Linked DNA regions of Homo sapiens: all the other regions are linked to region 1. Evidence: chromatin contacts called from ENCODE Hi-C or POLR2A ChIA-PET data. All regions are on one chromosome and are shown on one strand. The core of a region is the stretch at or near the end of the contact, and the rest is flanking DNA. Distances in the headings are between cores, read along the strand shown. Region 1 holds the start of CCNI (cyclin I). Region 2 holds the start of ABRAXAS1 (abraxas 1, BRCA1 A complex subunit). Region 3 holds the start of HELQ (helicase, POLQ like). Region 4 holds the start of LIN54 (lin-54 DREAM MuvB core complex component). Region 5 holds the start of THAP9 (THAP domain containing 9). Region 6 holds the start of HNRNPDL (heterogeneous nuclear ribonucleoprotein D like). Region 7 holds the start of HNRNPD-DT (HNRNPD divergent transcript).

Evidence for each region. Hi-C counts contacts between places; a loop is a spot of excess contacts on that map. ChIA-PET counts read pairs that join two places held with the same protein, here RNA polymerase II (POLR2A). Pooled maps may share reads with other maps.
Region 2: a loop to region 1 is called in a map of CD8-positive, alpha-beta T cell, with 8 times the contacts of the local background. The contact joins the promoter of ABRAXAS1 here to the promoter of CCNI in region 1. A Hi-C loop is called at or near these places in 3 of 168 maps with a recorded cell type or tissue (CD8-positive, alpha-beta T cell and naive thymus-derived CD4-positive, alpha-beta T cell) and 5 of 50 pooled maps.
Region 3: a pooled map shows a loop between it and region 1 (11-fold over the local background). The contact joins the promoter of HELQ here to the promoter of CCNI in region 1. A Hi-C loop is called at or near these places in 8 of 50 pooled maps.
Region 4: a loop to region 1 is called in a map of CD4-positive, alpha-beta memory T cell, with 37 times the contacts of the local background. The contact joins the promoter of LIN54 here to the promoter of CCNI in region 1. A Hi-C loop is called at or near these places in 2 of 168 maps with a recorded cell type or tissue (CD4-positive, alpha-beta memory T cell and naive thymus-derived CD4-positive, alpha-beta T cell) and 8 of 50 pooled maps. POLR2A ChIA-PET finds 5 or more read pairs at or near these places in 1 of 52 experiments (WTC11).
Region 5: a map of transverse colon shows a loop between it and region 1 (12-fold over the local background). The contact joins the promoter of THAP9 here to the promoter of CCNI in region 1. A Hi-C loop is called at or near these places in 5 of 168 maps with a recorded cell type or tissue (B cell, CD8-positive, alpha-beta T cell, naive thymus-derived CD4-positive, alpha-beta T cell and 1 more) and 15 of 50 pooled maps.
Region 6: a map of CD8-positive, alpha-beta T cell shows a loop between it and region 1 (7-fold over the local background). The contact joins the promoter of HNRNPDL here to the promoter of CCNI in region 1. A Hi-C loop is called at or near these places in 3 of 168 maps with a recorded cell type or tissue (CD8-positive, alpha-beta T cell and naive thymus-derived CD4-positive, alpha-beta T cell), 1 of 37 single-sample maps with no recorded cell type and 12 of 50 pooled maps. POLR2A ChIA-PET finds 5 or more read pairs at or near these places in 1 of 52 experiments (IMR-90).
Region 7: a map of naive thymus-derived CD4-positive, alpha-beta T cell shows a loop between it and region 1 (5-fold over the local background). The contact joins the promoter of HNRNPD-DT here to the promoter of CCNI in region 1. A Hi-C loop is called at or near these places in 1 of 168 maps with a recorded cell type or tissue (naive thymus-derived CD4-positive, alpha-beta T cell), 4 of 37 single-sample maps with no recorded cell type and 12 of 50 pooled maps. POLR2A ChIA-PET finds 5 or more read pairs at or near these places in 2 of 52 experiments (CD4-positive, alpha-beta T cell and T-cell).

What each region holds. Positions count from the first base shown.
Region 1 is chr4:77,074,739-77,079,139 of GRCh38, forward strand. CCNI (cyclin I) reads right to left here and starts at 1,251. Exons shown (of 7, transcript NM_006835.3): 1 at 734-1,251. RefSeq lists silencers at 579-728, 789-1,138 and enhancers at 1,319-1,548, 1,447-2,417.
Region 2 is chr4:83,482,454-83,486,854 of GRCh38, forward strand. ABRAXAS1 (abraxas 1, BRCA1 A complex subunit) reads right to left here and starts at 2,647. Exons shown (of 9, transcript NM_139076.3): 1 at 2,533-2,647. The coding sequence starts at 2,619. RefSeq lists a silencer at 2,373-2,862.
Region 3 is chr4:83,453,467-83,457,867 of GRCh38, forward strand. HELQ (helicase, POLQ like) reads right to left here and starts at 2,357. Exons shown (of 18, transcript NM_133636.5): 1 at 1,931-2,357; 2 at 1-479. The coding sequence starts at 2,227. MRPS18C (mitochondrial ribosomal protein S18C) reads left to right here and starts at 2,592. Exons shown (of 6, transcript NM_016067.4): 1 at 2,592-2,711; 2 at 3,443-3,492. The coding sequence starts at 2,612. RefSeq lists enhancers at 1,605-2,435, 1,864-1,913, 2,254-2,363, 2,350-2,644.
Region 4 is chr4:83,009,012-83,013,412 of GRCh38, forward strand. It overlaps LIN54 (lin-54 DREAM MuvB core complex component), which reads right to left and starts at 1,812. Exons shown (of 13, transcript NM_194282.4): 1 at 1,473-1,812. RefSeq lists enhancers at 1,652-1,751, 3,633-4,401, 4,126-4,255 and silencers at 1,822-1,901, 3,626-3,955.
Region 5 is chr4:82,897,584-82,901,984 of GRCh38, forward strand. THAP9 (THAP domain containing 9) reads left to right here and starts at 3,152. Exons shown (of 5, transcript NM_024672.6): 1 at 3,152-3,299. The coding sequence starts at 3,220. It overlaps THAP9-AS1 (THAP9 antisense RNA 1), which reads right to left and starts at 3,333. Exons shown (of 4, transcript NR_034077.1): 1 at 2,751-3,333; 2 at 2,494-2,640. SNORD144 (small nucleolar RNA, C/D box 144) reads right to left here and starts at 642; the gene lies at 557-642. It also overlaps a transcript of SEC31A not described here. RefSeq lists enhancers at 2,597-3,116, 2,732-2,851, 3,117-3,636 and a silencer at 3,162-3,511.
Region 6 is chr4:82,428,604-82,433,004 of GRCh38, forward strand. HNRNPDL (heterogeneous nuclear ribonucleoprotein D like) reads right to left here and starts at 1,859. Exons shown (of 8, transcript NM_031372.4): 1 at 645-1,859. The coding sequence starts at 1,087. It overlaps ENOPH1 (enolase-phosphatase 1), which reads left to right and starts at 1,987. Exons shown (of 6, transcript NM_021204.5): 1 at 1,987-2,310. The coding sequence starts at 2,227. RefSeq lists silencers at 308-477, 788-1,027, 1,398-1,797, 1,918-2,237 and enhancers at 523-1,318, 698-757, 1,078-1,167, 1,319-2,114, 2,478-2,577.
Region 7 is chr4:82,372,543-82,376,943 of GRCh38, forward strand. It overlaps HNRNPD-DT (HNRNPD divergent transcript), which reads left to right and starts at 2,026. Exons shown (of 2, transcript NR_183813.1): 1 at 2,026-2,123. It overlaps HNRNPD (heterogeneous nuclear ribonucleoprotein D), which reads right to left and starts at 1,449. Exons shown (of 9, transcript NM_031370.3): 1 at 904-1,449. The coding sequence starts at 1,136. RefSeq lists enhancers at 1-47, 1,408-1,577 and a silencer at 948-1,047.

The sequences.
Region 1 (4,401 bases), core at 1-2,500:
AAAACATAAACATTTTAGTTCAAACCCCTTCAGAGTCTGAATCCATCCTACCTCCCGAAACACCTTCCACTGTTTTGATACCCAATTGTCAACTTCTGCCAAAAGGATCTGTAACGGAGCCCCCTAGCTCCAGCGGAGGCTCCTCTGTCCTCCTTTCAAATTCCAGTTATTTAATCTAGCCTTTAGAGCACAACTCAAATCTCACCTCCCCCGGATTCCCCCCACCCACCCGCCCCAAGCCCTGGGTAACGTTGCCCTCCCCCGAATTTCACAGCACCGGAGGTTCACCCCATTCATTTGGCATTCAGTCTGCCGTGCAAAGTTAGTAATCCTCCTGGTGTCCCCGGAGAATCGTTCAACCTGAGGGTGGGGGTGTGTCCCCTTCTTTGTGTATTAACACGGGCTCGTAGAGCCTCCAACACGCACTATAGAGTAGCTAATTTGCCGCTGCCACAAAAAAAAGTTACTCGCTGACAGAAAAACTGGCCCGAAAAGGAACACAGTAGTGCCGTTTTCAAGTGGGCAGGTGACGGGTCTGTCTGGGCCGGAGAGGACGAAGAGGGCGGCCCCGAGGTTCCCCGGGCTGGGGGATGCGGGAGGGTGGGTCTCCGGCGAGCAGCGCGCGGCCAAGGGCGCTGCCACGGGGGCGGCGCGGGGGGAGCAGCGGGGCCCCAGCGCGTCGACGCCGGCCGCGGAGACGCGTCGAGCCCCCGCCCCCGCCCCCGCCCCTCACCTTCTCCTCCTCTTCCTCCTCCTCCTCCTCCCCGGCAGAGCTGTAGGCCTCACAGTGGTGACGCGGGGTCATCCGGGGGCCCGTTACCACCTCATTCTCATAGGCGCGCGGAGGCGGTGCGCGCGGGACGACTCGGCCAACTGAGGAGGGAGAAAGGGGAAGCGGATCGGGGGGCGCGGGCGCGGGCGCTGGCGCTCGAGCGGGACGCACGGCTGCGGCCGCTGGGTCGGTCAGCGAATTAGTTCCATGATGACCCCCGGCCTGAGGCCGCCGCCGCTCGAGCCCGGGTTGGGAGGGGGCTCCCTCTCGCCATAGGGCGGCGGGGGCCGGGGAGAGGCGGGGGGTGAGACCGGCTCTGCCCCTGCCCGGGGAAAGCGCCTCCGAGGGGAAATGGTGAAAGGGGGGGAGGGGAGAAAAGAAAAGAAAAAAAAAAAAAGAAAGGGGAAAGGGGGGAAAAATAAGAAAAAGCGAGACAGAGGCGCTGCCGCGTCCGCTCGCGGGGAAGGCTGGGGAGGGAGGGGAAGAGAGGGGAAGGGAGGAAGAAGTGCCGGCTTCCTCGGCTCCGCCCTCGCGGACCGATTCCTAGACTCGCCCACTCCTTGTAAACTACGCGGACTTGGTCTTTCACCCTTCCTGTTCCTCCCCGCCGCCTTCCCGGTCCAACGAAAGTACAGAGAAGTGCGGCCGAAAGGAGACGGGCTGGGGAAGTCGTTGGCACTAGGATGGAAGGAGGGAGGACGTTTTCTCGTGGCTAAGAAAAGCCGAAGGTCCGTGGACTCATTTTCCTTGAAGGAGCGGAAGGGTTGCTTGCAGACCGCACGGTGACGTCAGCGTCTCTGGGCCCCCACTGAGGGGGCGTGCGGTGGCCGGAGAGTGCGCTGCGCATGCGCCTGGGGAAGAAAGAAGCGGCCGAGCGCTGCGCTTGGGGGAGGGGATTTCACGATCCGCTCCTGTGGTCCAGCTTTACAGCAGCTTGGTTTTATCTAGCCCTACTCGTCCCCAGGCTCTTAGAAGGATTCACTGGGAAGGGGCTACTGATCTCTTGGGTGGAGATCTTGCAGATTTGTTGACCTAGCAAAGTATTACGTGTTCTTACCGTTGACATGTAAATAGAATTGCGGTTTTTCTCACTGCCACATTGTGTGGGTGGAGGGAGATTCTAAAGGGTTTTAGGAATCGGAAAATTAGGGAGAATCAAATCATGGGTGCTTAAGGCCTCAGTGAAACACTGTAAATTATACTGCTGACGGCGAGGAACCTGCTTGGCAATGTGGCAAGGGGATTTTATCCACTCAACCAACACGTCTGAGTATTTCCGAATAGGTTTTATTACCAGGTGCTTAAAGAATGTGTGGTGACATAAATGGGTTTTATTTGGGGTTCTGTTAGTACAAACGGTAACTTTTTGCTATTTTGATTGTTTTAATTATTTAAAAATATGTAGTATTACAGAGTTTTGAAAGAGGAAGAGCTAGATCTCAACCATTTATAGAAGTCTCGTTTGTTTTTTCCATTTGTTTTTTATATAGTTATTTTAACTGTCAGTGAAAAAATATGTGTTGAGTTTATTTAGTGGCCAGACTCAGCAAACTGGAAGTAGCCAAGACAGACATAGCTCCTGCCTTCATGGAGTTTACAGTCCAAACAGAGGATAACCATTGAGCTAATTATCACTATGTAAAATTACCAAGTACATTTACTTGTTTACTTGTGCATGTATCCCCTCCCTAGAATATAAGGTCGCAGGCGGCAGGGATCTTGCATGTTTCACCCTCTATCCCTGTGTATAAAAGGCTCTCAATATTTGACCAAGTAAACAATTCTGGTATTAAAACCGTTAAGATGGAAAATCGCCGGCTGCTGTGGAAACGCTTGCCTTTCCGCCTGGTTTGGGATATCAGAGAAGGTTTTTCTGAAGAAGTGACATTTAAGATGAGACTTGAAACCACTGGGCAAAGAATGATACAAGCAGAGGAAGTTATGTGAAAAGGCTCCGAAGCTGAGACGTTCTAAAAATCTCTGAAAGCTAGTGTGGCTGGCCCTCAGACAACTGAGGCAGGATGTGGAAGCAGAGGACAGATGCCATAGAACAGAAGAAGGAATGGGAAGCCCTAGGAGGATTTCAAGTGGGTTGTATCCTTTTTTTTTCTTTTTTTCACTTCATGTAGCCTATTATTATATGGTCTTCATTCAAAAAAGCCACCATTTTTCTGCATGTTACTCTTGAGACTGTAGCATTTCTGCATAATACTATTGAGAGTGTAACATAATTCCATTGTTAGACCATGAAATTGCTTCTGATTTTCACTCCAATAAGAATAATGCAAATTCCACTCCTAAATATATACCCAAGAGAAAGGAAAATATTTGTCCATGCAAAAACTTTTTTACAAACGTTAGCATTATTCATAATAGCCAAAGATGAAACAACCTAAATGTTCATCAGCTGGCGCCTGTATAAATCAAATGTGATACATCTATGTACAATCAAATTTTTATTTTTAAGAGATGGGGTCTGGCTCCGTGGCGCAGATGGGGGTGCCATGAGACTTCCTATGTTGTCCAGGCTGGTCTCAAACTCCTGGCCTCTAGCAATTCTCCCTCCTTAGCCTGAAAGTGATGGGATTACAGGCATGAGCCGTCACACCGACCTATACAATGGAATCTTATTGGGCCATAAAAAGAAAATACTAATACATGCTATAACATGCATAACCTTTGAAAGCAGTATGCTAAATGAAAGAAGCCAGTCACAAAAGACCACATATTATATGATTCCACTTACGTGAATGTCCAGAATAGGCAAATATATAGAGACAGAAAGTAAGGAAGTGGTTGCTTAGGGCTAGGGGCAGGCATGGGATTAGGGGATGATAGTTAAATGATATGGGGGTTTCTTTCTTTTTTTCTTTTCTTTTTTTCTTTTTTTTTTTTTTGGAAACAGGGCCTTGCTCTGTCCCCCAGGCTGCAGGCTGGAGTGCAATGGTGTGAACATGACTCACTGTAGCCTTGACCTCCAGGATCAAGCAATCCTCCTGCCTCAGCCTCCTGTGTAGCTGGAACCACAGGCGCATGCCTCCATGCCCAACTGATTTTTTGAAGGTTTCTTTTTGAGGTGAGAAAAATGTTCTGAGATTGATTGTGTTGATGGTTGCGCAACTGTGAATATTTAGGTTGAGTATTATCCAAAATATTTGAGACCAGAAGTATTTTGAATTTTAAACTTTTTTTTCAGTTTTGGAAATGTTTGCATTAAATTATATACTTACTGGTTGAGCAACCTAGTCTGAAAATCCAAAATGAGCATTTCCTCTGAGTGTCATGTTGGCACTCAAAAAGCTTTGGATTTTGGAGCATTTCAGATTTTTGTATCAGGGATATGCAACCTGTACTAAAAACCATTGAATTGTACACTTTAAATGTATTACTTCTATGGTGTTTGAATTATAATAAAGCTGCTACCCAAAAAATGAAAAACAAAAATAATTCAATTAACATCTTCATAACCTCTTTGGGGCTATTCCTAGGTCCAACAATATTATGTTTTTATGGCTTTTACTGAATACCAGTTGCCAGTTGCAAGGCAGAAGATTAAACCAATTAAAATGTTACCAGGAGTCTTTAAGAGCTCCCATTTAATTATATACTTATCCTTATTAAAACTATCT
Region 2 (4,401 bases), core at 1,397-3,896, 6.4 Mb after region 1:
TAATCCTAGCACTGGGAGGCCAAGGTGGGCAGATAGTTTGAACCCAGGAGTTAAAGACTAGCCTGGGCAACAGGGTAAAACTCCGTCTGTACAAAAAATACGAGAAACATTAGTTAGGCATGGTGGCACATGCCTGTAGTCCCAGCTACTTGGGATGACGTGAACCCAGGAGGTTGAGGCTGCAGTGAGCTATGATCACGCCACTGCACTCCAGCCCAGGCGATAGAGTGAGACTCTGCCTCAAAAGAAAAAAAGTAGAAATAAAGAGGAGAGGAAGGGAAAGAGATTAGTCTAGCCTGAAATAATCAGAGTAGCCCTGGGGAGGCTACAGATTAGCCCTGTAGCCCTGGGGAGGCTACAGATTAGACTAAAGCTATGGGCAATATTTGTGTAGGCAGAGCATGAAGCACTGGGCACACTTGGAAGCATATAAGACTTAAAGCCAGAAATGAGCACACACTGAAGAATGAGCAGAGCACTTTGCCTTGGAGCAGAAGGAAATCAAAGATAAATAAGAACGAGCCAATAATGGGACACCCCGAATGACTACTCTGGATTTAACCACATGTGCTTCTGGGAGTTACAGAAAGCTTCTAAGGTACGAAATGACAAGATTAGTGTTTTCTGATTAAAACTCATGCACAATATGAAAGATTTAAATTCAATTTCAGAGTCTGCTTTCTAAAAGGAGTGCTGTGAGCCCGATTCTTTTAAAACTACTTGTATTCTGCCACCCCAGTGGTAATTTATCTGAGTTTTGGGGAATTCAATTTCTCTAGGCACACTTAAAGACCCAATGTGCTTGACAATGAAGATTTTATATCTTTTTTTTTTTTTTTTTTGAGAAGAGGTCTAGCTCTGTCATCACCCAGGCTGGAGTGCAGCGGTGCAATCACTACTCACTGCAGCTTTGACCTCCCAGGCTCAAACAATCCTGCTGCCTCAGCCTTCCAAGTAGCTGGGTCTACAGGCACGTGCCACCACGCCGGGCTAATTTTTAAAATTTTTTTGTAGACATGAGGTCTCCTTATGTTGCCCACGCTGGTCTTGAACTCCTGGGCTCAAATGATCCTCCTGCCTCCGCGTCCCAAAGTGCTGTGATTACAGAAATATTTTATATTCTTTATAATTAATAATGCTTTTTTCCCCTAAAAGTAAAAAAGGATTATTTCCATAATGTGAGTCTTTACTGGAATCACGCGGGGGGATATCCAGAATCTAGTGTTCTTGATTTTGATACTCAAAAGACGAACTCAGGGAAGGGAAGCAGGGGGGCAATGCAAGTGCAACTAGCCAGAAAAACCACCCTTTAAAGACTTCAGGAAAAAGATCTGAGAAACAGGGGCCTCCCTAGCACTCAGGTACTTCCCAAGGGCTAATCGTTTAAGCTACCGAGGATTTACGGTCCCACTCTATCTACACTACAGGTATTCCAAAATAATTTCCACAGCTACACATATATTTTAAATGGTCATATATTTGTTCTTTATTAGGTATTACTTTGTAAGGTTATCTGAAATTGTATACATAAAACATACCAATTCCAACCTTTATTAGGATTGTGCCAAAGAGCAATTTTGTAATGTTTAGATTTTGTAGAGACCGGGTCTCACTACGTTGTCCCCGATGGTCTCGAACTCGTGGGCTCAGGTGATTCACCCGCCTCGGCTTCCCAAAGGGCTGGAATTACAGGCGTGAGCCACCGCGCCCGACCTATATTAAGGCAATTTTGAGTAAAATAGACGTTATATCTTAAAATGAACTTAGCAGAAATTACTAGGCATTGTTCAGCAGGGTATTCTCCGAACTGTACCACACAGCAGGGAAGTGTATTTCAGATGCTTAGACTTTCTTTCTGCAAGTTACTGAAAGTGCTACAGGACATTAACTACTTCCGAGCTCAACGTTTTACAGCGTTTCTTTAATTTCATAGAACTTTTAGAAAATAGGCAACGTACTTTTAAAAACTGTTTTAACAAATTTAATAACGCAAATAAAAAGATATCTGATATACCAGATTAAGCTGTTCCATCCACTAAGATTTGCCACTGGACGCAACATCTATTTTTATTCCCTTACCATCCTACCATCGCAACAAACACGCACAGACGCTGCTCTGCATGAAAAAGTCCGCCTGGTTTTGCAAACGCCTGTCGGGCGTCGCGAGAAACGGAAAGTTTACCGCAGGCTCCGCAGAGCAGCGGAAAGACGCTCCGTGAACTTTCCATCTTTTCACGCCCAAGTTTCCACAGCTACAGGGGCGCCGAGGAAAGATGGGAGCGTGTGGGACACTTGGGTCGGAAAAGGGAAATAACGGAGGATAGCAGAGGGAGGGCTAATGCTGGAGAAGACTTCGTGGGCACGAGGCACCTCAGGGACCGCTGAGGGGGAGAGAAGGCAGAGCCGCGACCGCAGGGAGGAGGCGCGGCGGCGTCGGGGGAGCGGGCGGGGACCGGAGCAACAGCGGGGAGGCAGGCCGCGCGCAGGGCTCTTCCCAGGCGACGCCGGACCCCGCCCCGTCCCTCGGCTCACCGTGTCCGAGTCCGTGTTGAGGTGCTGGAAAGCGAGTGCGCCGAGCACAAAGCCCGAGAGCACCGCCGACGTACTCTCCCCCTCCATGCTACCGCCGCCTCAGGCTACACAAGAGGACGAGGGCGGGGCGCGCGGAGGCAAGACCCTGTGGTGGCAGCGAGGCGGGGCCCAGCGAGGAGGCGGGGCCTGCGCCGGCGCACGGGCTGCTGCGCGCTCCGCAGAGGGGCGGGGCGAGGGGGCTGAGGGCGGGCGCGGGCGGGTCCCCAGCCGCGCGCTCGGCTCCTCCTTCGCTTCTGCTGCCGGCCTCTCCCGGAAGGCCGCTGCATGTCGGTACCACTGCAGAGGGCTGCGAATTGCTTTTGGTGGCCTGCGCCTGCTGAGCGACCTGTCACAAACATGCAAAGCTATCAAAATGAACACGGTTGACAGGGTCATTTTAAGACAAGCAATGATTACAAGAATAAAAGAGTTGAGTAGCAACATTACGATGCCACAGTGGATATGCCACGGTTTTGGTTTTCAAGCTGCATTTTAGCACCCTTCACTCACTGAAACTTACAGAATACTAATAACCATTTGGGGATTGTCTTTGCTAGAACTCTCTAGCCATGTTCTGTGTCTGTGTGTTTGTGTGTGTGCATGTGTGTGTTCCCTTGCTTTTAGAAAACTTCAGCCTAATTTAAACAATACATGGATATTTAATGTTCTGACAGTTTAATGATAGGCATAATCATAGTAAGCTGGTTCATTTAATGTAAATGGTAAGGTGAGTGGACCAGGGCTTGGCAAATGTATTTTACACACACACACACACACACACACACGTAAAGGTATGTTTCTTAAATGACTGAAAGTAAGCATAATAGCAGACTACTGAATTAGTGTGGCACATTTGTGGGTTTTGTTGTCAAGCAGTTGTCTGTGGCTGCGTAACACACAATACATATGTATATAATTAATGATTATATATTTATTCCCTAGAATTAAGTTTCTTGCCTTCATTTTGTAGGGGTGAAGGGAAAGCTCTGCCCTCTGAAGGTTCACTGGAGTGAACTAACAAAAGAAAAGATGAACAGAAGGAAAAGGGATACGAATTTATTTTATTTTTTATTTTTTTGAGACTGAGTCTCGCTTGGTCACCCAGGCCAGAGTGCAGTGGCACCATCTCAGCTCACTGCAGCCTCCACTTCCCGGGTTCAAGCGATTCTTCTGCCTCAGCCTCCTGAGTAGCTGGGATTACAGGCACGTGCCACCAAGCCCGGCTTATTTATTTATTTTTTTTGTATTTTTATTAGAGACAAGGTTTCACCATGTTGGCCAGGCTGGTTTCGAACTCCTGACCTCGGGTGATCTGCCCCCTTCGGCCTCCCAAAGTGCTGGGATTACAGGCGCTCCCGACTGGCATACAAATTTATTAATGTGCCCTGGAGAAAATCACAGTAGAGTGATTACCCAATAATCCAATGAGGTTCAGATGCTTATGTACACTTTTTCATAAGGGAGAGGGAGATGGAGGAATGTAAGTAATTTTGAGGATCACAATTGATTCTTTGGATGAGCTTGAGGGATTGCTTGCAAAGAATTCTTTGTGGAAGTTGGATGAGCCCAAACAGCAGTCAATAACTTAGTACAAAGTTCCTCTGGGCTCTAGATTTGATGTTTGACTTTCAGTCTTCTTTCCACAGTCAGTAGATAATGAAATTTCAATGAAGGGGTGGAAGACAATTGTCGTAGGGTTGATAAAGAGTGGACAGTCGTGCAGGAGTATGATTACACAAAGGGAGTATGATGTAATGGTAACAAACTGGGGGAACTTAGAATGGGCTGTTTGTTCAGGTTCTTCTCTGTGTCCTGGTGTCTTCAGAGGTA
Region 3 (4,401 bases), core at 1,107-3,606, 6.4 Mb after region 1:
ATATCTGAACTAGTTCTGACTTTGGAAGAGGACTCATCATTTTGCTGGGGTTGCTCTATGCAATTATGGGGCAGTTCCTCATTCACAGTGTTGTGAGAGGATGACTTCCAATCCCTTTCTTTCATAGAATGATCACCCAAATCATTTGAAGAGTTCTGCAAATTTTCAAAGTATATAGCCTGTGAGGAAGGTACATCATACAAAAGATCAGCTCCAGGTTCAATAGTGACACCTTCATATCCACTCTGGTTCTCTGTGTGCTTATCAGTTTGTAATTCAGTAAGGTTGCCTATGGTAGTAATGCTGAGTTTGTTTTTGATACTTTCCGAGCAAAGATTTTCAGTGGCAAAGTCTGTAGCATGTTTCTTATGTTCAGGGAGTTGCATATATTTTTGTTCCAGGTCGTCAACTTGAGCTATAAAGGAGTTTTCAGTAAAGCTATCATAGTCACCAAACATGTCCACTTCACTGTCATTAGGCTGCAAAGAGAACAAAAACGCTTATGGTCAATTCCAGTTTCATTAAGAATAAAAGCTTCACCAGCCTGGCCAACATGGTCAAACCCCGTGTCTACAGAAAATACAAAAATTAGCCGGGCATAGTGGCATGCTCCTGTAATCCCAGCTACTCGGAGGCTCAGGCAGGAGAATTGCTTGAACCTGGGAAGCGCAGGTTGCGGTAAGCCCAGATCGCGCCATTGCACTCCAACCTGGGCAACAGAGTGGGACTCTGTCTCAAAAAAACCAAAACAAACAAACAAACAAAACCCCCAAAAAACACTTCAGCCTAGGGCTGTACCAAGTATATAATTATATGGTCACATATGGATCACAGACCTATATGTAAATAGATATCTTACAGCTGAAGAAATGGAGGCCCAAAGAGGTTAAATTACTTGCCTAAACAGCAGGTTCAGGAGTGTTACGATGATACTGAGATTCTAATTTTTGAGACAGGGTCTGGCTCTGTCACCCAGGCTGGAGCACAGTGGCTCCAGCCACTGCACGATCACAGCTCACTGCAGTCTTGACATCCTGGGCTCAAGCGATCCTCCTGCCTCAGCCTCCCAAGTAGCTAGGACTACAGGTGCAGGCCACCACACCCGGCTAATTAAGAAAAAAAAATTTTTTTTTTTTTTTGTAGAGACTGGGTCTCTGTTGCCTAGGCTGGTTTTGAACGCGAACTTCTGGGCTTAAGTGATCCTCCCATCTCTGCCTCCTAAAGCACTGGGATTATAGGCATGAGCCACTGCACACGGCCAGATTGTAATTCTTAAAGCTGTACTAAAACAGCAGGAAGACTGGTAGACGTCTACTGAAATGTCAGCGCATTCGAAGTTTCTGATAACTGCAGCGCTTCCCTCCCAGACTACAATCTACAGTGACTGGCCTCTAACAGAAACATGGTTGTACCACTAGACACTCCAAGGAGTTCCTAGGAATTTGGAATTGAGACTGAGAAACTGAATACTGACTTGGAGTGGTCTGCTACACAGAAGACACACAAACCTGGAGGCAGCAATATAGTAAAGTGATTAAGACAACAGGATTTGGAGCAAGAACTGTACTATCTCAACTTTTCAGGGCCTGATTACTGTCGTAAAATCTAGATAATATAACTAGCTTAACATAACGGGTCTTCAATAAACAGCAGATTTTATTTGTACAGTAGGAGCTGCAGTTATCTGGAAGCCTAGATTTGTGTCTCAGTCATGCCACTTAACTGCTGCGTGCACAACTTTTATGTCTCGGGGTTTACATTTCATATTTATATAGAAATGTAAATAACAAGGCAATCAATACCTCCTAAGTGCCGATTAACAGTGGTAACGAAGACGAGAGAAGTAAACGAAGGCGATAAAACTGGTCAACTCTTTGCATCTGGGAAGGATGCCAAAAGTTTGCAGTTTCAAGTTCCAAGTCCTCCGTACCTGGTCTCCCACCCCTCTGTCAGTGGGCATGTGACGTAGGAGGTCCGGGTTTGTATCACCACCTCCAAGGACGAGACATTCCGGGGAATCTGAGAGTAGAAGGGGCTGTACCTCAACCGGCAGTACGCCCGCGGTTTTCCGCCTCCTGTTCTCAGCCACCATTTCCTCCTCCTCTTTCCCCTCATCTCCGGGCACGAGCTCGGCCGCGGTGGGAGCGCCAAAAATACACCCCAAGCTTGGACGGTTCCTTTTGGGGAGAGACACCCGCCGGCGGATGCGGGAACCACATTCATCCATGGCAAGGACCCAGGGCCCTATTCAGACGTCGTTCTCAGTGACCCAGACGCTAAGCCCATATGGAAGGGAGAGTGGGACGCCGGAGCCCGCTTCTACATCCACCTTGGGAAAAGACCCCAAGTTAGCTCTCAGGGCTCGCGGACCGGAAGCACGCATAAACTTCTACCCTGTCCAATCATAAGCCTCACGTGACCTGCCGCGTAGGGAGGGCACGAACAGAAAGGTGCTGCGCATGCGTATTGAAAAACCTCACCTACTCTCGCGGGTCCTCAGCGTTCTCCTGCGGAACCTTTGAACGGGGTACTCGAGCCCACAGGGGAAGAGCAGCGGAAGGGGCCTTTCGGAACGATTTGGAACGAAAGGAAGTGGAAGAAACGCGGAACCATGGCCGCTGTGGTTGCTGTTTGCGGTGGTCTAGGGAGGAAGAAGTTGACACACTTGGTAACGGCTGCTGTCAGCCTTACACATCCCGGGACTCACACGGGTAAAGTCTCCATATCCTATGCTCCATTGTAGCGCTGCAGGCATTAACCTTAGTCCTAATGGTTAGAGTCGTCCCTGTTAGCAAAACGACTCTGGTTTCTAGGCGATTAAGTTTCTCCAAGATGGGTGGGAATCTGTAATTGCCTTTGACTGTTTTAGTGTCGTCTAATCCACTCCTTTAAAGTATTTAAACGTATGAGGAAGTTGGAGTGGTTCTTAAAAAGCAGAGACTTTCCTAAGATCTCTGGATAATCTTAGTGAGGAAGGGACATTTCCAGAGTCGCCCAGCAGCAAATTCCAGATGTCTAAGGTCCCCAAACAGAACAAAATTGCATAATTTTTGCAATTTTATCTTCTCTGTGCTTCTCTATAAATTCTTTCTGGGACGGGTCTGTTACTTTCTTTTTGGTATGACAGTGCCTTTCTGTTGCTTCTCCTATAAGAATTTGCATTAAGAATTTTCTCTAACCATGGAATGAAGGGAAAATAAATGTCAGAAAGAGCAGGTATGGGCGGGAAAATATGTTCTTTTCCCCCTAAGCCCTGGAAAGCACACCCATGTTGAGTCTTACTCTGTCCCAAATATAAAAGTTTTTAACCATTCTGAATATAATACAAAACCTTTCTTTAATATCGTGTCCCTTAATTCATCCTGTCTCCATAAAAACAAAAATCTTTAGCTATTCAGCTAAGAAAAAGAAATGGTTAATTGCTGTTTCTGTTTAATCGCAGTGCTTTGGAGAAGAGGTTGTTCACAACAGGTATCCAGCAATGAGGACCTGGTAAGAATTTTTTTTTCTATTAGTAAGGCCTTTGCAAATATGACCAAAATGTTTTTCTTTTTAAAACGAGATCTGGTATTAGACTCTAACATCTTTTATTTTAGCTACTTGAATAGAGTTCTGCCGTAGGACAAAACAATTTGATAATTACTCTGAGTTCAGAAATGATGATGAATTGATTGTAGTCATGTAGTCAGCTGAGTTTTGAAGTAGGGGAATTCCTAGATTAGAAGCAAAGCTGCTATAATACCATATTTTTCTTCCTAGATCTTAAATTTAAGGATATGTGATTTGGGAATTGTTTTTTTTTTTTTTACATAGCCCTTTGTAAGCAAATGATATGGGAATTTTAAAAGGTAGTTTGGGTGAGCAGAATTTTAGATAACTGAAAAGAGACTGTACAAAGCTTAGCTATAGGTTGGCTATAGTATTAACATGGACTTTCTGAAAGCACAGGTTCTTGCTACATGCAAAGGTATTTTGACACTAATTAGACCATACAAAGCACTTGGCACAGAGCTGAAGAGTAGTTACGTGAGCTGAATGTAAATTGGAAAGTTTGAGGAATTGGAAAAAACAAAAGAACTTGTCTAGTTTCTCTGAGCATCTGTCTTGGTAATCTAATCCATGCACCATACTTTAAGAAAGTAAAGGGACATTATTTCTTTTTTAGTTCATAAATCCCACTTTGTCTCTAATCAAAGTTATGGACCCTCTCCACAGAAAAAGGCACACAGTCCCATTCATTTGAAGTTTTGCATACGATTACAGGGAGTCATGGGCTTCAAAGCCATTTCTAGATTAAGAACCTCTATCCTGGAGACAGCCATACTGACTGTAGGAAGGAGGCACTGTGACAAAAGCATTAGAGGCAGTGGTGGTAACAGAAAAGCCAAAAAGACTGATACA
Region 4 (4,401 bases), core at 562-3,061, 5.9 Mb after region 1:
AGACAAAACCAAATACCTACTGAATAATACAGCATCAGACAAATTATTTTTAAAAAATAATCATTATCGTCATCATTAAACCTTCTGAGTACCTCTAAGGTATTTCTCCTAAAAATTTTTTTGGGTCTCTTATTCTTCTAGTAAGTGAAAGCCAGACCTACAAACTATACACACCTATTCACACAAAATATTTCCCCTCTAAGTAAACTACAAAATTTGTGATATATGACACACTATGGCACAGTGTGTTACATATACTCTTTGTAGACAATTTGAATAAGGAAATAATATCACATATACTCTCTGTAGACAATTTGAATACGGAAATTTAGGGCTAATCATAAACATTACCCATGGGCATTCCTCAATACTAATCCTTCTGTTCATTATACACTCAATGTCATTGACCCAAAAAAGCTGGGGGAAAAGCATAGGGTCCAAATTAATGTATAAAAATTTTTTTGCCCAGCCTAAAAATTTGATTCACATGTAACTTTTCTGTAACACTAGTGTTGTGTGCAAGGAGACAGACTCCTTACGGATCTTTCAGCATAACCTAAAACTTAACATGGGTCTTCAGATAACCTAATAAAACAGTGGCTGTTATAGTCAATCAATCCAGCTCTCTAAACAAAGGGCTAGGCTAATCACTCCAGCATTTAGTGATTTAGAAATAACAGAGGTCTCAATTTATTTTTCCCAACTTAATGTACTCACAACAAATGCTTGCATCACCCCATCGCAACTCTCCTTCTTAACAATGAAGGTAAAACTCAGGACCAAAAGAGAGCTCCTAGAGCTGTATTTCATTTGCATTATAAAATCTACAGCAAAATTTTTCATAACTTTACTCTCTGAATTCATGAACTAGGTTGGCGGGGGCAGGAGGGTGAGTATAGAGAAGAACTTCCCTGAAAAGCATGAGTATAAAATATAACTGAGAGTATCTCAATTGTTATATGCCAAATGGCAGGGGCAAAGAGGTTAGTTACTCTAAGGATAACAGAGCATTAAAAATTTTTTTTCTAATTCTTACAAAACTGGTCCCTATTCTATAAAATGTGAACATCCACAACCCAACAAGTTACAGACTAGGATCTAAGACACAGATCTTAAATGCAGATAAAATGCCAATGCTCTGCCTCCCTAAAGAAACGTACAACCCCAAGAACTGCTGAACACCATCAAAGCAACACCCGCCAGAGTGGCTGTTTTAAACATTATATCAGGAAATCATGATAAGTGCTAGCGGTTCCTCTAGGCCTCAGCAGCAGCCTTAGGTATAAGAGCAAACTGGAGCCCTCTTAACACTCAAAGAATAATGTTGATGTCATGACGAGGCTACTGATTCTTCGCACTCCGGACAAGTCATTCCTTGATCCACCGCGCAATTCTTTCCCCACCCACCCCCATCCCCCCAAATAAAGAGATCTCCGGACAGAGAAGCCCTCGGGTACCCCATCCTCCTCTACCTCCAGCGGCTGCCGCTTTCTCCTCCCTCGGGCTCCGAGGTAGGGGCTCCAGAAGGTCCTGGGCAATCCCGAGCCCCGGCGGGGCTTGTTTTGCCCGTGCACGATAGCTCTGGCCAGCAGCTTCCTTTCCCAGTTTGTCCAAACTGGAGCGCTCCAGGGTACCCGGGGACCGAGAAGGGAGCCGGGGTGGCGACGTCGCCGTCGCCGCCGCCTCTGGTATGTCAGGGGCCGGGATTGTATTTCGAAAGATCCGCCATTTTCACCTCGTCATCACCATCACAGCTCAGCAGCTTCCCCGACAGCCGGAGCCCGGGCCGCCGCCGCCGCCGCCACCACCAGTAACCTCCCCCTTCCTCCTCCTCCCCTCCCCGCCCGCCCCACCCGGGAGGCGCACACCCACATATCCGGGGAAGCCTCCCGCCGCCCCGCCAACCTTCAAACGCACAAGGGCCGTGCAAGTGCACACGGGCTACGCCGAGACCTTTCACCCCCGGGCGGAGCACGGGCCCCCGCAGGGACGCCAAAGGAAGTCGCGCCACCTGCGGGGTCCCAAGTCCGGCATATTTTTGTTTGCAAGACCAAAAGCCATGCGGAGGGTGGCATAAGGACAATAAAGAACCCAAACTCTTTCATTTTCAGAGCAGCAACTTGAGAGAGATGGTGGAATGCGTTTCATTCACTGTGGCTATCTCAGGCACTAAAAACACTGTGAAAGACCTTTAATGTCATTCACCAACTTTGACATTTTACCCCACCCGCAGAACTACTTTGACAGGATGAGCTATTTCCATATGCATGTTCGACCTTTGACACCTTTGTCAATTACAGGCAGCAATCCTCATGCAGATGAAGTGGTCAAAATATCTAATTTAAAAAAATAAAGTTCTGAGCTATCTTCCTCTCCAACTTAATTTATCTGGTCATTTCTGTCCATGAACACTGCGACTTCCAATCTGTCATCGGTTTAAGACGTCAAAGCGCAACTAGATTTGAAATGATTGAACTAATTGTAGAAACATTCATGAATGATCGATTTCTAAAATATTGAAAATATAACTCTTAGCTAAAATTATTTGCCAAATGTTTTTTTAGGATCTAAGTCATCAAATTAAAAAAAAACCATCTGCTGCTGATATATTTGTTCTGTACAGTAAAAATAAACAGCTTGCTTCAGAACAAGATCCTAGAGCTACCTACTAGGTAGGTAAGAGTTACCAGCTCTTGTCATCAGTCAGTTGAATAAGTAACCAAAAGAGAACAGAGGTAATTCTTAATCATTTAAAAAATAACAAAACATAAGCTGCAAGGCTTCTGAAGAGATCAGCATTAAAAAAAAAAAAAAAGGAAACTGGCTGCCTTTGTCAATTTTAGAAAGAGTTAACCATCCAAAAGCTGAATTCTGTATCATTCAACCACAACATAAGCTCTGGGCAAACTGAATTTCAAGGCTGCGAACAGGGCCACTCTACTGTCTAAGTTAGTGTAGGAAGAGTAAGGTTGAAGTTGAAGTTGAAAAAGTCATTTCATTTCCCTACCTTGTTTCAATGGCAACTCCATATAAAAGTCGGTAGATTCAGCCTTCAACAAGGGCTGTCCACCACCCACCCCAATTGCTGTTTTTATATGCAGACTACCAGATGCTGAGAGTATAAAGTGTTCTCAATTACTTCATCTTTAAACTTCATTTCCCCACTGACGGCCCCGTCCATCCGCACTCTGCTTGGTTGTTTACCGTTGCTGGCCAAGCTAAGTCCCGGCCCGCTCCCTTCCCCCGTGCACCTCGGGAACATTATGACATTTGGCTGGTGGGCTTCGCGAGGAAAACGGACACGCACGAACAAGAGCCTGTACAAAGGGGCATAGGAAGAACGCGGCGGCGGGCAGTAGGGAGAGGAGGGACTGGCACAAAATGACACAGCAGCAAAACCGGTTCCCAGAAACCTGGGGCCGCCACGGGTGGCTTGTTGGGTCGCGCAGTGTGCGTGTCAACAGCCGCAGGAGCCCTTACTCCAGACCGCCGGGCAGGCGGCTGGCCGAGCGCTGGCCCTGCCGGGTGACAGCCACCCTCTCGGGAGCCGACGGGAAGAGACCGAGCCCCAAGGATCCTTCGCCCCCCGCAACCCAGCTTCAGGGAAGGGGCGCGGCGGACCCCGCTGGCGGGTTCCCGCTCCCCGCCAAGGCCCACCGGCCCGGGCTCCCGGAGGGAGCGGTCCAGCGCTCTCCGCCCGCGCAGGCACTCGCAGCGGGGGCCGGTTCCCCCTTCCCGCCAGCCCGCCCAGGAGCCCCCATCCCGGGGGCTGACACTCACCAAAGCCGGCGGCGCCGCCGCCTCCTGGTCGCGCGGCGCTCCCTGGGCTCCCAGCAGCAGCGGCGGCGGCGGCGCCTCCGAGACACAGACCAGGGTTTGTTCAAAATCACGCGCCCAGCCCCATTCCACCGCCGCATCCCATAATACGCTGGGCCCTCCCCGCCCGCGCGCCCCTCTCTGCCCGCCCCTGCGCTCCGCACCCCGCCCCACGGCCGGCTTCCTTCGCTCCGCCTCTTCCGCGGCGCCTCGTCCCTCCCCTTGGCAACCCAAGCCCGCGTCATTCCGCCGGGCTCCGCCAGGGCGCTCCAGTTCCACGTGACGCCGAGTGGCGCCCGGTCAAAGCGATCGCACGGAATGTTCCATCGGACTGAAGCTGATGGGGGGAGGACCCGCATCGCGCTGCGGTTGGGAGAGACCGTCCCTTCGTCTAGCTTTCCTTGTTAGGAAGTCCGGGTTGTAGGTGCGACTTCCAGGATATCCCGCTGTTTGATGTGCTTGAGTGAGGAGGTGATCAGTAGTCACAAATGCCAAGTCACTGTGTTTTTAGGCACTAGTTTTGCAGTGTCGCTAAAAAGCCACAGGGAGATTCATTGAGAGTTAAACTTATTTTGAAAGACGTTT
Region 5 (4,401 bases), core at 1,902-4,401, 5.8 Mb after region 1:
AAAAAATTAGCCAGGTGTAGTGGTACATGCATGTGGTCCCAGCTACTTAGGAAGCTGAGGTGGGAAGATTGCTTGGGCCTGGAAGACAGAGGTTGCAATAAGCTGAGATTGCGCCACTGCACTCCAGCCTGGGTGACAGAGTGAGACCCCATCTCAAAAAATAAAATAAAATGAAATGAAATTAAAAAAAGCTCAGCATAATTTGTGGCCCATAGTAACTGGCCAATAAATAAATATCTGTTATTATTCTTTCCAAGTGGACAATTAATGAGATTATATACCATAAAATAGGTAGATTTCATTAAAGCCTTAATAAATGTTTTTTACTTGGACAATCCTCCATTTCCAACTCACTGCTATAGTTCCAGGAATACTTAATACATTTAAAATAGAAAGATATACTACCTTCCCTGCATATTTTGAGTAATTATCTTCCAAGACCCATGTATCTTTTCTCAACATCTCTGAGAGTACAATTCCTGAAAAGAGATATTTTCTTTTAAAATTTTTTGTGCAATAGTCAATGCCTTTGCAAATAACACTATCTTTAATACAGCTTACATATCCTCATTTAAGTATTCAATAATCACAACGGTTCATTATGTGAACAGCAGTGAAAAGGTTTAATCACTGGATATGAAGTTACTAGAAGAAGCAATGATATAACCAAATGATCAGATTGAGAACTTCCATGTCAACAGTAAAATAATCACAACAACAAAAAAAGTATAGATAAGTTATAAACAAATGTAAAGATACAAAAATACAACTAAGAAAAAAAAATTCCATCTATAAAGGATTACTTATTTCCTATGCAGAAGTAAATATCTAGAGCAGTGACCCCTTGCGGCTATTGCCTTCATTTAAGTAAATCTGTTCTGATAAAAGCAGTTTTCAGAAATTCATCTGAAATTAACAATTAAAGGAATGTTGTCAGAATAATGTAGGAAGCACACTATTTCATCTTTAGGAAAGGCAAATAGTTGCAATCCAATTAAACAGGAAAGAAAACAGCCCTCATTTCAGATGATGAACTGGCAGCAGTACTTTCAACTCTACCTTAAGAAAATGGCAAGTGAATGCCTGTATCTGCAAACTTTTGAGTCCTTAAGAAAAGGCAAACACCACGATGAGACAGCCACTTCACATGCACAAAAATGTGGAGAAACTGGCAGCCTCATCCACTGCTGGTGGGAATGTAAAATGGTGCAGCCACTAGGGAAAATAATCTGGCACTTCCTCAAGAAGCTAAACACAGTTATCTTATGACTCACCAATTCCACTCTTAGGTGTGTAATCAGGAAAATGAAAACATTTGTCCACACAAAAACTTGTACACAAATGTTCATAATAGTAAAAAAAAAAATTGGAAAACCCAAATGTCCACCAACTGTTGAACGGATAAACAAAATCTGCTACATCCATAAAATGGAGTACGATTCAGCAATAAAAAATAAAGTACTGATACGTGCTATAAGATGGATGAACTCTGAAAACATTCCAAGTGAAAGAAGCCAGTCACAAAGACCATATATTAGTTCATAATTCCACTTACATGAAGTGTACAGAGCAGGCAGAGGCACACGGAAACTAAATTAGTGTTTGCTGAGCGGGGTGGGGGAATATTTGGAGGTGCTGCTAGTAAGAATGAGGTTTCTTTCTGGAGTGATGAAAATGTTCTAATATTGATTGTGACTGTTCCACAATTCTGTGCATATACTAAAACCCACTGAATTGTACACTTTAAACCAATTAGTTGTGTGGTATGAGAATTATATCTGAGTAAAACTGTTACAAAAATATAAGGCAACTAATTTTTTCCTTAAAGATAGCTAAAAACAATGTTATTTTTATTCAGCCTCACTCGGGTCTTAATTGGTTGAGCAGGAAAAGGCTCTAACAGCCCAACCAACTTACAGTATTTAAATCCAGTTCTTACTCTCTGCACACACCTTACAGCCAAAAAGTATTTGCCCTGCACATCCCCCAGGGACCAATTTTTCCAAAGTTCCTTGACCATCTATCCTTAGGCCATGTGACTTTTAAGGAACCATAACCAAAAGCTATTAATTCCATTCAGAGAAGATACAAGCATATTATAATGGAAAACTGGTGTGAATAAGTAATACCTTAATATGTATCTTCGGCTGTAATCTGGACAAAGTAAACACAAAGGGGAAAAAGAAGCAATCTTGTTAGGCCTGGATATTTGGAATTATTTTTGTGTGCTATACAAAGAAACGGAAAAGTTGCAAACCCTTCTCTGTTTTCTGTATGCTAAGGATCTCCTTCTCAGAGACAAAAACCCACTGGCCCGTTTCCTTCTCTAAGCAAATTGAAATCTCTTCCTCAAACATAAGAGCTTATAACTAAGACATTGTTCTAAGCTCTATCTCCTGAAAGCTATTCATAATGCCTCATTCCCAACCAAAACCACTTAATTGCCCCTTGTCCCCTGCCCCTATTACTACTGAGGAGCCCCAAGAACCTTACCTTATTTCCTTCATTGTGGCAAAGTGTTTCAGAAAAGGGTTCCTTGAATTAAAAGTCGGCGTATCCTATTTGACTCCTGCTCCTCCGGTATCACATACCTACAGCCAACCATGCCAAGAGCTTCCCCATTATCTCCGCATCGGAGAGCTACAAGATAAAGCGCAAGAACACGACACGCATCTCAGTAAATCATATATTTTTGGCCCGACTCTGTCTTCAACACACCTAAGGCACCGTGTTTTATCCCTCTTCCATACCCTTTCCTCCCGATATCCTCCAGTTTCAGAGACCGCACCCGGAGACCCATTGGCAGGTTCCTGGATTCGCCTCAATTTTGGTCCTGCCTCTCTGCTTCGCATTTTCAGGCTTGGCCTCACAAGAAGGACGATGGCGCCAGATTGTGCCAGAATGGGTGAAAACAGAAGGAAAATAAACCGGTTGCAGCAAAACCCACTATTCCGCCTCCAACGCGGAGGGAGGAGCGGTCAAATGCACGTCTTCAGGCTCAGGCCCTTCCGATTGGCTGCTGGGACACAACGTGGCCTGTCATTGGCTACGGCACCGGCGCAGGGCCTTCGGAGAGGAAGTGTGGAAGTCCCGCGCCTCTAAAGCCCGCCTTTCGTGACAAATAAAGGTCGTAGCCGCAGAGTCAACGGGCGGAGCTAAAGTGGTCGTGATTCATGCTGTCGCGGGAACCCCGAAGGTGGGGCCCCACGTAACAAGAAGATGACCCGAAGTTGCTCCGCAGTGGGCTGCAGCACCCGTGACACCGTGCTCAGCCGGGAGCGCGGCCTCTCCTTCCACCAGTGCGTATGGGAGCAGCCTCGAAGCCTTCGAACTCCCTGCGGGGCCCGGCGGGCCGTGGCGTGGCGTGGGGCGGGGCCGGGCCGCACTGTGGGTCGCGCCGCGTGTGTGACGCGACGTGACGTGCGCAGCGTCGGGGCGTGGGAGCGGAATTGGGGCACTGTGAGAATTGAGATTCTCTCTCTTCCCGCCCAGTGTTTACCTCTGAATAGCCGGTTCTCGCACCGCCTACCGCTTTAAGGAGAGTTACGCGAAAGGAGTCCTCCATTAATTGGATGGTCTTATTATTTGAAGTGAGGAGGCCGAAAGGGAAGGCAGTTTAGGACAACGGTTGAAGTGTGTGTGTGGCGTCTTCCTGAGCACGAGTACAGATCAGTTTTCTCCTGTACTGCCTGACATTGCAAGTTCTTAAGTGCTGTTAGCCGAGCTGTGCAAGGCCGGTCCGATTCTGGCTGGATTTGATCATGGCAGGGAAGTTTCATTTGGCTCGACAGTGGGGAAGAATTTCAGATCAGTCTTATCTGAACTCATATCCATGGTTCAGACTGGTATAGGTCATTCAGTATTCAGGGTACACTAGCAAGTAGAAAAGTGGGTAAAATAGATCCTCACAGACAAAAGGAGCAGATTTATGGAAAGATCAAAAAGAACTTTATGGTTGGAAAGGGGGGGTAGGAAGAGGGTAGTTAGGAATGGCATGGGAAAATGTAAAGGATAGAAAGTGCAAATATAGAGGAGTGGAAAAGTACCTGAGAAACCATTTTAAAAATGTAAATGCCAGGTTAAGGAGTTTAGAGTATGTATGGTAGGCTATGTATAAAATTCATTGATTTTTTTTTTTTTTTGTTTTCTATTTTTTAAATAGGGCTGATTCCTCCACCTAAATTGTTAGCAGTGTGAACCAACTCATTGTGTATGTGAGACCATAATTGATTTGGGATTTTTCTTGTGATAGAGGTAGTTTTAAACTAGGGAGACATGAATTCCAATTTTAATTGAGTATTTACTGATGTCTGTACTTGGCTCTGGGTCTTGGTTTCTTCTTCTGTAAGAGGAATAAAAACCTGCCTTGTAGAATTTTGTAAAACTAAAACGTAAGACTTT
Region 6 (4,401 bases), core at 609-3,108, 5.4 Mb after region 1:
TATCCCAACGAAGTTACTCAAACCAGCGGACAGCTCACTGTCCGCACTACATAAAGCAAAGCTCAAAAGAGACCAATAAAATACAGTAAAGGTTCTGCCCAGATTCCTTTAGGTAGAAGGCACAACTTCCTAGATGAATCCCTCACATCTTATCTTACTTAGGTCCATCTTCGTTCTCAGCTGTCAAGCCAACGTTCCACCCAGAGAACTCATCAATCATAACACGTTTTGTGAATCTGGGTACCAGTCGCCTGCTTGTGCCCCAACTCAGTCCTCTAAAACTCTTCCCAGGAAAACCGCGCCGAGTGGTAACAGAGACACAATGAAGAGGCGGCGGCAGCTGCAGCGTGCAGCGCTGGGAGGCCGGCCCCTCCCCCCCGGGTCCCACGCGGCGCCTGCGCGCTCGGGACACAGACGCCGCCGCCCTCCTCCTCCAACCCCTCCGCCCTTCCCCCACTCTTCCCGGGTCTCTCCAGTCACCCCCTCGATCTCTTACTTTCCTCTTCCCTCCAATCTAGTGGGGCCCAGAAGGCACGCGGGGAATCGACTCTGAGAAAGAATGGGGGCAGCGCGCGGCTCACGAGGAACGAAGGGCGCGTGCGGCGCGCTGGGGGAGGGGGAGCGGGGGAAGAAGCGTGCGGTACCCGTCATCCTGCTGATTCTTGCTCGCGTTGATCTTGGATCCCTCTGCGAATTCCTCTATATTGCTGTACTCGTTCATATCCTCCATAGTGACGGAGCTGTCGGCAGGGGGGTGCTGGCGCGCAGTCCGGGTCGCGGCAGCAGCGGCGGCGGAGCGTTGTATGGAGCTGGATTTAAAATGGCGGCGGAAGAGATCCGGGCGCCGCCTGCGCCCTCCCTTTATAGCCGCCCCGCCCGCCAATCGGGAGGGCTGCTGGGCGGTGACGTGGCGCTGGGCCCGGCGCGCCCCCTGCCGGGCGGAGCTGGGAGCGAGCGAAGGGAGGAGCGGGGCTAGCTGCCGCGGCGGCCGCGGCCGCCAATGGGAGAGGCTGCGGGAGGCTAAAGTAGCGGGAGCGGAGGGGAACAATGGCGGCGGCACATGGGAAAGCCTGGGCGGGACCTCCATCGCGGCCCTCCCGGCAAGGAGAGAGGCCACGCGTGAGGGGACGCGGGCTTGGGAGAAGAGAAGAATCAGAAGAGAAAAACGAAGGGGCGTAAATTCCTGGGGTCAGCAGTCCCGAGCAGAGCCGACGCAGGGCCACAGTCCCTCTTGCCTTGGGAGCCTTTGTCTCTGGCGTCCGGTCCAGCCCACTCCTACCAAAAAGCCGTCAACCCCGCCTTTTTCTGCCCTCGGTTCGCCAGTGCGGAGCCGCTGCGGCGGCCGCTGCTACCGACTAGCACCGCGGCCAGTCTGCTCCGGAAAAAGGCGGACTGCGCCCGGCGCTGGCGACTGAGGCGGCGAGCGCGCTCGCCCGCCGCGCGCACGCGTGTTTTGTCCTCGAGCTGGCAGGAACCAGCCGAACAGGAAGCGGGCGCGCGACGGCTCCTCCGGGCAGCGCAGCGCGGGCGCCTCTTCCACTGTGACCACGGGCGCGCGGGCCAAGGGGGCGCGGCGGGGCCTCCCGGGCTGATCGGCCGAAGCCCGGGCCCCGCGCGGCCTCTGGCGGGCTGACGCCGGGAGGAGGGGCGGGGGCTGGCCAGATGACTGTATCTATGCAAAGGCGGAGGCGGTGGGCGGGGAGGGGGCTGGATTCAGTAGAGGGCAAGGGGCACTCACATCCCCGGCGCGCCACTCGCGGGGCTCCTTTCTGCACGTGCCCCGGGCCTCTCCCGCTCGCTCAACCTGTCTGCGGAGGGCGCGCTCTCGCGCACCCTGCTCCCGCGTTCGCTTCTTTGTTCCCGCCCACGCGAGGCCCATTTTGACGGATCCAGTTCGAGGCCTGACGGCGGCCAATCGGCGCTGGCGCCTTCACCCTCCCCGCCCCGCCGAACCCGTCAAGGGCCGCCCCTTTTCCTGCCCACGTGGTCTCGGGCTCCTGCCCCGTCCTGCTCACGAGTTCAGGGCTCCTGGGCGGCCGCCTTTTCCAGTTCCAGGTGTGCAGAAGTGTCCTCTCCCCACGCGCGGCGGGCTGCACTTGGTCGCTGGCTCCGAGATCGCGCGGGGCCGCCGGAAGCCCAAGACGGTACCGGGGGCCGCAGCCGCAGCCGGCGCCGCCCTCCGCCCTCCCCAACAGCAGGCCGAGTCCCGTAGCATCCGGTAGGGAAATGGTCGTGCTTTCGGTCCCCGCCGAAGTCACCGTGATCCTGTTAGATATCGAAGGTACCACAACCCCGATTGCTTTCGTGAAGGTGAGGGGCGGAAGGGAGCGGGGATGTTACTTTTCCTTAAAAACAGTTATTATTTTTTCTAAGTATTTCAGGCCTTGCATTGGAGACGAGGGTTAGGAGAGGCGGTGTGGCTGCCTCTTGTGTGGAATGGGGAGGAAGGAGAGAAAGCCTGCGGTGGGTTGCGGGGATGCTTTTCCTCGCGACACTAGCTTCTCCCTCCCCCGCCCTTGCGCTTGGTTGGATCCAGATGGGTGGGAAGGGATGGAAGTTGACGCTAAAAATCACCGAAGGGCAGGTAAGCCGGGGCGGGGTGTGACGGTGCGGGCCTCGCCACCCGGCAGGTGTGCACCCGGTCGCTTCCGCAGGTGAGCGCAGCCTTTCTGCTCCGTCGGGCCTGGTGTGGCAGCGGCAGCGATTTAATGGTCCTTAAAGCTTCCGATCTCAAAATGGAAAGACTGAAGTGTCAAGATGACTTTTCAGGTGGCCCTGGTGTCGGGCAATCAAGGTTCCTCTTCGCCCCTTCCCACTCTTGCTGTTAGTGGCCAAACTGCACAGTGTATTATTTTACTCTGTTAGGCGCTGTGGTCCATAGCGCTGATTTTTTGAGCTATAGGACACGTCTAGATTCCGTTCACTTTCCTCAGAAAACCACAGAAGCTTGAAGCTCTTATCCAGAGCATTCCTTCTAGGATGTCACTGTGAACCAGCACTTGTCTGCACCTCAGCTTGCAACTTAGCGGATTCCTTCTTTATTCTTTGTCTGTTAGAATAAGCAAATATGAAATGTTACTTTAATTTTTGAAAGAATTCCTCGGGCCTTGTCTTTTTATTTGGCTCCCTGAGGTTTAAGAATTCATTGCAGATACAAGTACTTCTTAGAGGTGCTTGCATGCACAATAATAGTCGAGATATACAAAGTATATTACCAAGTAGGAAAAATCCATCTTCCAAGAAACTGAGCAGCTTGGGTTTTAAATTCTATTTTAGTTTCCATTTTTAAAAAAAATTATCTGTGAATAAGGCTTTTTTTTTTTTTTCTTTGAGAGTCTCACTCTGTTCCCAGGCTGGAGTGGAGTGGAGTGGTGCAATCACAGCTCACTGCAGCCTCTACCTCCTTGGGCTTAAGGCATCCTCCTGCCCCAGCCTCTCGAGTAGTTGGGACTGAAGGGAGAGCCACCATGCCTGGCTAATTTTTGTATTTTTTGTAGAGACGGGGTTTCGCCATATTGCCCAGGCTAGTCTGGAATTCTTGGCCTCCCAAAGTGCTGAGATTACAGGCATGAGCCAAGGCGCCTGGCCTGAATGAGTTTCTTGATGTAGGTTATAATATAAAATCCATGTACACTTTTAGGACACCAAACATAACAACCTTTAAAATTCTTTTAGAAGAATCACAGTACCTTGACATCTTAGCATAGGTTCAGAAGAAATCGAGTTTAGCATTTTCTCCACGGTTTTTGTTTTTGTTTTGAGGCGGAGTCTCGCTCTGTTGCCCAGGCTGGAGTGCAGTGGTGTGAGCTCAGCTCACTGCAACCTCTGCCTCCCAGCTTCAAGCGATTCTTCTGTCGCAGCCTCTCCAGTAGCTGGGATTACAGACATGTGCCACCACACCCAGCTAATTTTTATATTTTTAGTAGAAGAGGGTTTCACCAGGCTGGTCTCAAACTCCTGACCTCAAGTGATTCACCCACCTCAGCCTCCCAAAGTGCTGGAATTACAGGCGTGAACCATGGCACCCGGCCTCTTCCCCACGTTTTGTTTTGTTTTGTTTTGTTTTGTTTGAGACAGAGTCTTGTTCTGTCTCCCAGGCTGGAATACAGTGGTGCAACCTCTGCTTCCGGGGTTCAAGCGATTCTGGTGCCTCAGCCTTCCGAGTAGCTGAGATTACAGACGCGCACCACCACGCCCGGCTAATTTTTGTATTTTTAGTTGACCAGGCTGGTCTGACCTCAGGTAATCCTCCCGTGTCGGCCTCCCAAAGTGCTGGGATTATAGGCGCGAGCCACCGCGCCTGACCTTCCCCCACGTTTTTAATCACACCAGAGACCTCTGCGGAAAATTTCAGGACAAATACTGATGATTGATTAATTTCCTTTTTTTTTGGATTGTGAC
Region 7 (4,401 bases), core at 776-3,275, 5.3 Mb after region 1:
AAAAATTAGGTTGCACATAAAAAGTAAGGTACAATCTGTACTAACAGTTGGGGAACCCAATAGCTGAGGGCGCGAAAAGGGTGCGCGGTTAGAATAACTCAGTGGGGTGGGGGAAGGGTAGATGCTAGGCCGGAGATAGGAACAGCTCCAGTCAAGTGCAGGCCCGATCGACTAAGAACTTAACCAGAGCCCGCGGAGCAAAACCAATGTACCAACAAGAAACTCGGAGCATTTCACCAGACCCAATTTGGTCTGCATGTCAAAATGTAGGGCCTGTATGAGTATGCCATTGTGCGATAGCGTATGGTGGAGAAAATGAGTAAATCCTTAGGCGAAACTTATTCAAAATCCCAAGAAAACAGTCGGCCTAAGGCCGACAAGGGAGAGGCAGAGGTGGACAGCCTACGCGTTCCCCAAAACATGTGCTTATAAACAATCGCATCGTTTCAGGATGGTGGAGAAGCACCAAATAAACCTTAGTAATACAAACAGAGAAGCTGTTTGTGTCTGTGTTTTTATGCCCAAGACTGTAGAAAAAGGGAAAAAGAGGGGACAGCATGGAAAGAAAAAAGGTACCCCACGACAGGCGGGAAAAAATCCTGGCGGCTAAGTCGGTGGGAGGAGACCCATGGCGAGGGAGGAAAGGAGGGCGGGCCGAGGAGCAGCATGGTGACGGCTAAAGGTGGAAACGTGTGTGATGGGGGAGGGGGGCGATAAGCAGGCAAAGGAAGAAGGAAATGAAGGTCCGGGGAACCCAACATAGAAAAAGGGAGACCAGTGCAAGGAGGCTGCATGGGGGCCCGGAGAACGGGCTGAGAGCGGGAACCAGGCCTAATGGCGGGGGAATAAAGAGGGGGAGGGGGACTAGTTGGGCCTGACTATCCTGGGATGCCCCTTACTCACCCTTCATCCTCCTCGTTCTTACTGGCGTCAATCTTCGCCCCCTCCGACTCGGCGCTGCCCCCTTCGGTGCCTCCAGACGCGGTTCCGCCCCCGGTCCCGGCTCCGCTTCCCGCCGCCGCCGCTGCCCCCTGTGTCGCCGCCACCATGGCTCCCTCCTGCTCGCCCGCCGAGCCGCCTACCGCCGCCGTTGCCGCTGCCGCCGCCCCGTCCCCGCCGAACTGCTCCTCCGACATAGTGCTAGTGTCTCCGCCGCTGCCGCCGAGACTACACCCGCCGCTGCCGCGAACCGAAACTAGCAGCAAAGTAATCCCCGCCGCTGCCGCGCGCCCGCTCTACCTCGCGAAGCACACAAGACAGGGAAGGCGCGCGCGTGGCTGCAAAGGCTCCTGCGCCTCTCCCTGGCCTGCCCCCTTCGCCTCCCACTCTCGCGCGGCGCACACTCCCGCTCTCTCCCGCTGCACTAAAAAAGAATAAGCACCAGCGGCGGCCGCTCTCGCCTCCTCCTCGCTTTAATGGCGCCGCCGCGGACCACCTAAAATGGCCGACGGAAGAACGGCGCGTCCCGGTCACGTGACGCGAGAGCGCGCCCTTCGCGCGTCCCCCCACCCCTATCCCCCTAGTTTTTTTTTTTTCCCTTTCCTCCTCGGTCCCGCCCTCTCGCTACCCTTTATACCTTCCTCTCACGCTCCGCGTTGCACAGCCTTGGGGGCCTTTAAAAGGAACCGGAAGTGTCGTGAGCTAAGACAGTCGCGCGGGGACCATCGAGAACAAGGAGTGCTGTTTCGAAGTAGCGGCTAGAGGGGCCCCCTGCCTCCGCCCCCGCCCTTCCGAGGATTCCTGGAGTCCACTCACCCCTCCCCACCACTCCAGTAGCGGCGGGAGCAGCAGCGTTAGGCCGGGGTGTGGCTGCACCTCTGCGAAGGCTGTCGTGCCCCGTGCAGCTGCGGCGTTCGGGTGGGGGAGGGGAGGCTCACACCCTGCGGCGGCTTAAGCCTGGATTTACGCACTGGAGGAGGGAATTAGCCCTGAGATGTCAGCCCTGTGCCCCTGGCGCTGTCCACCCGGACGCCCGCGGAGCGCCAGGCGCCGCAGCGGACCGCGCGCGCACTGATTGCCGCAGCTACTCTCCCTGCCGTCGCCGCCCGGGACCGGGTGACATTGAGGTTTTCGTCTATCGCCGCTGGGCCGATAGGGCTTCTTTTTAAGATTTGGCTTTCCAAGTAAGATTTTTGTTTGCCTGCTTTTCTCCTGGAATTTTTTTGTTTTTGGTCGAAGAAGCAGGTAACTTGCATATCTTAAGGAAAACATTGTTTTTGCTTTGCTTTTGTTGTTTAAAGATCCTAAAACGTACCGTGATTCCTTTACGTTACTAATAATTGGAAAGTGTGTTAAATCAAGGGTTCGCTTAATGTTCTTTAGCCTTTGTACATAGAATATATAAATGTCGTGAGTCATCTTTACGAGGTTTATGAGTTTGTGTTCGGGTTTGGCTTTTTTGTTGTGTGTGCGTGGTTTTTTTTTTTCTTTTCTTGTAACACCGTTAGGCGTTTCATTAAGGTGTATAAAAAGTAATTTTATACACCTATTAAAAATTCCCGCTGCCTCGGCTGGAGACTGGATTATTCGGGCTTTGGGATTTGCTGCTTCCAGCAGTATCCTTAGAAGAAAATGAAGCTTCTAGGTACTTCTGTAGTCAACAAATAATTATTTGCCTGTTTAATTAAAGTGTTCGGGCACGGGGGAAACAAAGACGAGTTTGCAGACTCCAGCAAAAATCTTAAGAGTTTAAGTATTTGGGCCGGGCGCGGTGGCTCACGCCTGTAATCCCAGCACTTTGGGAGGCCGAGGCGGGCGGATCACGAGGTCAGGAGTTCGAGACAAGCCTGACCAACATGGTGAAACCCCCGTGTCTACTAAAAATACAAAAATTAGCCGGGCGTGGTGGCCGGTACCTGTAATCTCAGGTACTCAGGAGGCTGAGGCAGGAGAATCGCTTGAACCCGGGAGGTGGAGATTGCAGGGAGTCGAGATCATGCCACTTGCACTCCAGCCTGGGCGACAGAGCGAGACTCCGTCTCAAAAAAAAAAAAAAAAAAAAAGTTTAGGTATTTTCCACTGCAGTTAAACGAATTTGTATTAATTGGACACTATCCAAAAATCTCAAAGGAAGATTATAAGTAAGTTTTATTAATCAAGTTAGTAGAATTTACATTACAGAATAATTAAAACTCAAGAATACAGGTCAAATTCTGAAAACGTCCTAAAAATATAATCTTACCAAACTCCCGTAATAATCAAGTCACATAAAGGTAATACCAAGAATGTTTACCGTAAAGTGGTAGTGACTCCACATTTGTCTCCACCTGCCAGAATATTAGCAAAGGATAAAGTGGATATGGTGCTCAAACCATATATTCCGGGTTAGATACAACTAAGATGATTGACTGAAGGGAAGTCTGTTTAATCTTTTCTGGCTCAAGTGACGGTAATTGTCATTTATTTTGATCTTAAGATATCATTAGACATACCCACCTTTTGGTAATAGTGACTTTTCCAAAAGGTTCATTTTGATTTCACATGTAGCTTAGGAGCTTCTGGAATTCTTAGAATTTATGTCAAAAGTTCCAGACAACCTAGGAATGATTTTAAAGCTAACACCTTTACATGCTTTATGAGGATGTATGATGTCCATATCACTGATAGTCCTTGATATTATGGCCAAGATCTCTACATCCAGGATGTGCTCCTGCATCCACACAATATTCTTCTTGGAACTCACTTAACTTCTGGCAGGCGTGGTGGCTCACGCCTGTAATCCAGCACTTTGAGAGGCCAAGTCGGGAGGATTGCTTGCCTCAAGGAGTTGGCCATCAGCCTGGGCAACGGAGTGAGACCTTGCCTCTACAAAAAGTCAGAAAATTAACCTGGCATGGTGGTTCCTGTTGTTCCAGCTACTCCTGAGGCTGAAGTGGGAGGATCACTTGAACCTGGAAGGTGGAGGCTGCAGTGAGAAAGGCAGAGTGAGACCCTGTCTCAAAAACAAACAAATGTTACTATTTATGTGAAGTCTTCCCAGGCTTCCTGAGGCAGAATTAATGATCCCTTTTCACAGCCCTTTATCTTTACCTCTGTTATTCTTCATTGTTTTCTACTAGACCATGAGTTCTTAGAAAACAGTGTCTTCTATGTATCTCTCCCTCCCTAACACACTCTCACACACACATAAACACAGCAGCAGTATATCCACACTATGTAATTGCCAGTTGAATTATTGAATGACAAAATAATAAGTATGTCCAACTTGTTAGATTAAGGGGCTTTCAAGCAAACTAGGTGTTCTTCCAGGGACTTGAAAGTCTCCTCTCCACACCATCTCATTTCATCTCTGGCATTAAAAAAAAAAAAACTTTTGGCCAGGTGCTGTGGCTCATGCCTATAATCCCAACACTTTGGTAGGCCAAGGAGGGATGATTGCTTGAGCCCAGGAATTTTTTTTTT